Regions from separate parts of the Homo sapiens genome. Here region 2 is linked to region 1. A link is a contact called in ENCODE Hi-C data. All regions are on one chromosome and are shown on one strand. Each heading gives the region's core, a stretch centred on a gene start or an enhancer-like site at or near the end of the contact. The rest is flanking DNA. Distances are from core to core; before and after follow the strand shown.

Region 1 (3,144 bases), core at 1-2,500:
ACCAATTACTTGTAATTTTAAACAATTTTTATTACTTGCAGTTTCCCTCCTATTTATGTTGCAGTATGCCCTCTTTCCCCACACTCACTAGTAGTAATAACATTTTTGAAAAAAAGAAATGAAAGCAGATGTACACTTGCTTTACTCACAGTGAAACAGCATAGACATGGAGAGAAAGCGTCTTGTTCTTCAGCCATCTTGAAGGTGTAGAAGAAACTCAAGCAGAAGAGCAGTTGTAATAACAGAAGAGAAAATCAGGCCACATTCTCAGGGCTGGGGCAAAATAAAAAGAATGTAAGAAAGAGGCAGTCAAACACTAAGAAGTTGCCTTGAAGAGTCATTTCAGGAGACCTTTGGCCCTTTACCTGAGCTGTATCCTATCTTCTGGATCTGCCTTCTCTCCCATGCCAACTTTTCCATTTTCTCCCCCTTGCCACTACTCAGCACTGATTATGAGAGTAAGGGGCCATTTAAAGGTGGCAACACTGCAGAAGAGAGAGACTGATGATTCACCAAAGTTCACAGACAGTATGAAACTGATGGGAAAATGGATACGCTGGAGGGGTATGGTTCACACCTCTAGAGAGAAAAGTTCTGGGACTCAGTGGAGGCCAAGCCAAAGTCCCCCATCACTGTTTCCATCTCCTTCTCAAGAGATCCACCAAGGAAATGATACCTTGCTTTTAAACTAGTCTATTTGCTTATTATTCTTCCTCTTAAAAATTCACCCATCAGGCCGGGTGCGGTGGCTCATGCCTGTAATCCCAGCACTTTGGGAGGCCGAGATGGGCAGATCACGAGGTCAGGAGATAGAGACCACCCTGGCTAACATGGTGAAACCCCATCTCTACTAAAAATACAAAAAACATTAGCCGGGCGTGGTGGTGGGCACCTGTAGTCCCAGCTACTCAGCAGGCTGAGGCAGGAGAATGGCTTGAACCCGGGAGGCGGAGCTTGCAGTGAGCCAAGATCGCACTACTGCACTCTAGCCTGGGCGACTAAGAGAGACTCCATCTCGAAAAATAAAAAAATAAAAATAAATTAAAAAAAAAATTCACCAATCAGCAGAAGTGTCTGACATAGCAGTAAGCAACAACATGTTATTTGGTTGACAGCCAAATTATCTTAAACCATAATCACTCTTTCAACACTGTTCCTTTGAGCATGACAGATCCATGAGGATTGTTCTGAACACTGAGTGCCTTACCTTGCACATCAGAGCCCCCAAAACCTCACCCTTCTTTCAGTCTCCGGTGCAATACACAAATGCCTTAGAACTTCTCACAGCCCTATGCACTCTAGTTTCTGTTTACCAGGCACATGGGCCAATACCCTTGTTTCGAAAACAGGAAGAGCATTGCTGTGAATGAGAAGTCAGTGGGGACTTTGGAAGGAAACTAATGGTGTGTAGAAGCTGTTGCATAGGAGGGACATGGGGCCAAGAGCTGAGGCAGACTGGCCAGATTTCAGAAGGTCACTTTGGTTTAGGAAGTGAGGCTTTGTGGGAGGCAGGGAAGGGGCGCATAGGCGTAGCAAGAGATGTCAGCCCTGCCTGATTTCACGGTGGTGATTACTGAGTGATTTCTGGATTAGCCTTTCACACTTGAGGGTTCACTGAGCACTGGCCACTTCCTCCTCTTTTCCATTCTTGTTTTCTTTGCTTTTGAAACTGTCCACCCTCCCTCCTCTTCCCCCACTCAGGAGAAGATTTATATGAAGGCTTTTTTTTGGTTGGCAAAGAACAGCTTCTCACAAAGTGCATGGCACAGTAAGGTAAGCTGATGTGAGAGCAGCACGTGAGGCCCCACTCACCCTGGGTGGAACCTAGTGGGTCTCTGGGCCAGGGGACTCTGTGGAGACCAGGACTAGGTGGAACTATGGGGCAGTTGCCTAAAGTGCAAAATTTGTTGGGGGTTATAGGGGGTGGGGAGGGTGGAACTTAGTAATCAAGAAAAATCATATTTTCCAGCAATGTTTTAAAAAATCTAATTGGCAGAATATGGCTCATGGGGCAGCAGCCTGTTTCTGTAAATAAAGTTGTGGTGAGGAAATTTGGTCCTGTCTATTGGCCAAACAGAAAGATAAATTTTGTTCTAGAGGGAGGTCAATTTAATCCACAAATAAGCCAGAACAAATTTAATTTCTTTGGGGATCCTTGGAAAACTGAAAAGACCACACTTCCATGGCCACTTTGGATCAGAGCAGAAGCCTCAAGCCAGGGCAGAATCTGACTGCCTGCATTGACACCACCTGGCATGATGGGCAGGGACTTGTAAATAGGAAGCAGTTTCTGTGCCCACTTTATGAAATTCTCTGTAATATTCTGTTTCCCTTTTCTCCACTTCCTAGTTTTAATACTCTTGAATAACTTAAGTGATAGCAAAATATGTGTTGCTCAAAGATTTAGTAGAACTCCCTCATAAAACCACTGGGTCCAAGACCTTTTTTTCTCTTACTTTTTTTTCCTTGTAATTTTTTATTGACTGCTAGGTACTGTGTGTAGGATAGTAGAGACTGAGATAAACAGTAGATATGCCATGCCTGAACATGGGCACAACTCTGCCATTGCTCACCTCTCGGTGTAGGGAGTTGAGCAAATCTAGTCAAGATTTGGGCTGAGTTTGGGTTTTGTTGTTATTATGGTTCCCTTCAGTGCACTACTGGCTTCAAATTCCTCTGGTATTAACTGGTGCTTGGGGTGAGGGATGGCTTGCTGAAGGGTTTTTTTCAATGTTCCTCCTCTATCCTCAATTTTAGACCTTCACTGAGTACTCGCACCTGAGTGGGGTGGGTCTTCATACTCTTGCCTATTTTTTCAGCAGCAGACTATGCTTATTACCTGATGCTTGCTAGCTGGGTGGTAGGGGGAGGGGGTTTCTCTGTTGTCTTGATCCACCTTAGTCTTATGCAGGCCTTAAGATCCTGGTGTTGGAGACTGGGGCTTTCTCAGTGAACCTACTCTTTCTCCAGCATTAGTTTCCTCTAACAATCTGACCTCAGGATAGTTCCCTGATCCTCCCTTACAGAGGGCTTTTTCTTTTCACTTTTTCCAGCCACATGGGTTTCGCCTGTGCCCTGGGGGAAGGAGGGTTTGCCACCTCCCGACTCTAGCAGCTCAACAGAGTCCAGCTGGGGCTTGACAAT
Region 2 (3,329 bases), core at 742-3,241, 2.0 Mb after region 1:
TGGTTCCTCAAAGGCCCTCACTAATTAAAATATTGGACCAGCTTAATATCTTTTTTTTTTTTTTAACATTATGTACCTTCCTGAGAAACTTAATATCTTTATTGAAGATTTGATTTGTTTGGCGCCGGGAACCTCCTGCCAATCTTTTGGGTATTAATTTATTCCAGCCTCCCCCACCTTTTACTCATCCTGCTTTAACAGAGGTAGTATTAATTTAGTGGTTAGGAACATGTATTATGTTCAAACCCCGACTCTGGCTGAGTGCAGTGGCTCATGCCTGTAATCCCAGCATTTTGAGAGGCCGAGGTGGGTGGATCACCTGAGGTCAGGAGTTCGAGACCAGCCTGGTCAACATGGCAAAACCCTGTCTCTATTAAAAATACAAAAATTAGTCAGGCATGGTGGCACACACCTGTAGTCACAGCTACTTGGGAGGCTGAGGCAGGAGAATTGCTTGAACCTGGAATGTGGAGGTTGCAGTGAGCTGAGATCGTGTCACTGGACTCTAGCCTTGGTGACACAGCAAGACCCTGTCTCAAAAACAAAAACCCCCCTCAAAACCCTGACTCTGCCATTTTCAAATGATCTGACTTTAGCTTTGTCCATAAACTTTAGCTTCTTCATCTGTAAAATGGGAGTAATAATGGTATATTACTGTCAAGTAATGTACTGTCAAGATCATTACACAAGATAATGCATGCAAAGTATGTAGTTCAGTATCTAGCACATAGCACTCAATGAACATTAGCTGAGTCATGATTGGTATTTTTATTTCTGTAATTGATAGACTTTGAGCTTCTCAGGAACTATGTTTTATTCCCCTTTGTTTTGCAATCACTAAGAATAGCGCTTACTCTACAAACATGTATTCAGTGGTTATAATATGCTGAATACAGGGTATATTGGGAATTAGAGAGATGCTTCCTGTTCTTAAAGAACTTGTAATTTGGTAGAGACATAGAAAGGGTACAAAGCTTTGCATTATTGTGTGATATGAGCTTGGATGGGGTTTCTGAGGAAGCACTCACATTTGAACTGTGATAGTCCCTCTAGCCTGGCCATACAGAGCAGTCTGGTAGTCAGGACCAGCCTGAGGAACATTATCTAGTTTCTACAGCAGTAACGGCAATATCCGTGAATTAGATGATCCTTGTTACCATGATGATGATGGTAAAAATGAATAGTTAAGAAATAGCCTTCATTTGGTAATATCAGCAAAGAAAGAGCATTATATGCAGCAGTTAATGCAAAATGTTGTTCTATAATGGTTTCTAATGATGTCCTTGTTCTGGGTAGTTACCAACCTAAAAAGTGCTATGACTCAAGCTTACAGATGTCTACCACTGATGAAGATGAACTGGTGCCTTAAAACCCTGATAAGCAGCAGATTCCAGGATGGGGAATAAATTATCTGGAATGTCATATAGCACCAACCAGTATCTGGAGATTTATGTTCCCAGAGAAATGCCCCCGGGACATGCACCCAAGATGGCACATGGGTGGATGTTTAGGAAACGTAGGCTGGTGACTTCCCCTGGGCCTCCTCCTTCCTTGCTTTTGGGACCTGACATTTGGGTGGCTTTTCTCTCAGTCCTTTTGCAAGAGGCAAATGCATGGTCAGTACCACCTCCATACCAAGTGGCATGTTGTCACCTCCCTCTTTCATGGTGACAGTCAGTACAGAGTCCTTCTAGTGGATATTGACTGGTTCCAACTGCCCAGTGTATATTTCCCCATCCTAGTTTCCTTTTGTGGAACCACCCCTTGTCCAGTCTCAGTCCATGAAGTACGGGTGAAATGAACTTCAATGCCAAATCTAGGAGAAGGTTAATCAGTGTATTTTATTCCCTGATTGCAGTGATCGGTTCAGGGATGGACATGTGACCCACACCTGATCAATCAGCTCAATAAGCATCAGCCTTGGAACTTTTGTTGAAACTAGTATAAAAGAGAAGTTCTCTTTTCACAATACAACGTAAGGCTACCAAGTAGAGAAGGCCTGCCCAAGAGTGACTCTATCACAGAGAACAGAAACTGATTCCTGGCTCAGCCATGCCTAAAACCAGCCTTCTATAGTCATAAAAACCATGCGATTCTTTTTCTTAAGTCGATTTCAATTGGGTTTCTGTTACTTGTAATTAGTCTTGACTGATACAATTACCCCCACCTCTAGCCCTTGTCCACAAGCCAGTAATAAGAGATGTTCATATTTTGGGCACCTCATTGCTGAGAGACTGCATTTGGAGTCTTGGAATGGCATGGAAAGATTGGAAGGAGCAATGCGGGATGTAAAACCTGATCTGATACCAAGGTTGAATTATTGCCAGGAGCCAGAGGCCATGCTGCTCCCCTTCTTCCCCAAAGTATAAAGTAAAGGGCCTATACTGATAAAGCTCGAATTTTGTCCAAGTGGGATCTTTGACTCAGAAACTAATGACACAGATTAGACCTATTATCAAACCTGTAGGATTAATGCAGCTGGGAAACTTTGGCCAAGCACCTGGCCAAAGTTAAAGTGAAGAAAACTTATTCTAGAAGCTGGTCATAGCTTAAGATTAAGTCGTAGGGCCTCAAAGTCACGTGCAGGTACAGAATGGGAAGGCTACATCTATGCAGCAGTGGCAAATTAGAAGGGATCAAACATTTGGAGATTCAGATTCTCTATGGTTTACTTATGGGGGTCACATTGACACATCACATGGCAGAAGCCTGGAAATGCTATTTGTGTTAACTATGCATTAATAAGTAGAAATAGATGATTGGGCTCTGGAACAAATTAACAGGTTGTTCAGGTAGAATTCTGCCAAAGTACATGGATGATAGTAAGAAAGCCCTCCCTATAGATGTTGTGGGGGGTTTTGGAGCACAGCCTTCCAATGGTTGAAATGTTTTTCATACATAAACTTTTATAATAACAAGTCAATGACATCCCTTGCTGGAATATAAGCCTCACAGGGCAAGATTTTTGTCTCTCTTGTTCACTAAACAGCCTCTAGAACACTACCTGGCACATAGTAGGTGCTCAATAAACAATGGCTGAATGCCTGCAGACATGGATGTCACACACTGCACATGTGACCTGCAATGTCAGGCCACATTCTGTGAGTTACAGCTCCTCTATTTCACTGGGTGTCTATTTTCCTGTTTATGTCAAGACCTCAACAAGTATCATCATGACCTGTCAATATAGGGTGGCTCCTGTGAGAGCAAAAAACTGACAGAGGGAAAAAATAGATTTTTTGGTTTTTGGTTTTTGGTAATTGCCAAGGTTAAAGCAATAGGTCTGGTCTTTGACAAAAGCTATAGAAAATCTCCCTCTAGATGCTGTT

What was found. A loop is a pair of places that touch in the nucleus more often than their neighbours do. Pooled maps may share reads with other maps.
Region 2: a map with no recorded cell type shows a loop between it and region 1 (17-fold over the local background). The contact joins the enhancer-like site here to the promoter of LINC01506 in region 1. A Hi-C loop is called at or near these places in 6 of 37 single-sample maps with no recorded cell type and 4 of 50 pooled maps.

Annotation. Positions count from the first base shown.
Region 1 is chr9:68,545,352-68,548,495 of GRCh38, forward strand. It overlaps LINC01506 (long intergenic non-protein coding RNA 1506), which reads right to left and starts at 1,251. Exons shown (of 4, transcript NR_109769.1): 1 at 1,208-1,251; 2 at 366-485; 3 at 150-273. The region is part of intron 2 of TMEM252-DT (TMEM252 divergent transcript); the gene reads left to right.
Region 2 is chr9:70,556,185-70,559,513 of GRCh38, forward strand. The region is part of intron 22 of TRPM3 (transient receptor potential cation channel subfamily M member 3); the gene reads right to left. Among named protein-coding and RNA genes, the nearest start is that of KLF9, 140 kb to the left of the region's middle. Within about 2 kb of position 1,992, at least 2 of the 41 ENCODE cell types and tissues checked have a DNase peak (open chromatin) inside an H3K27ac peak, as active enhancers do.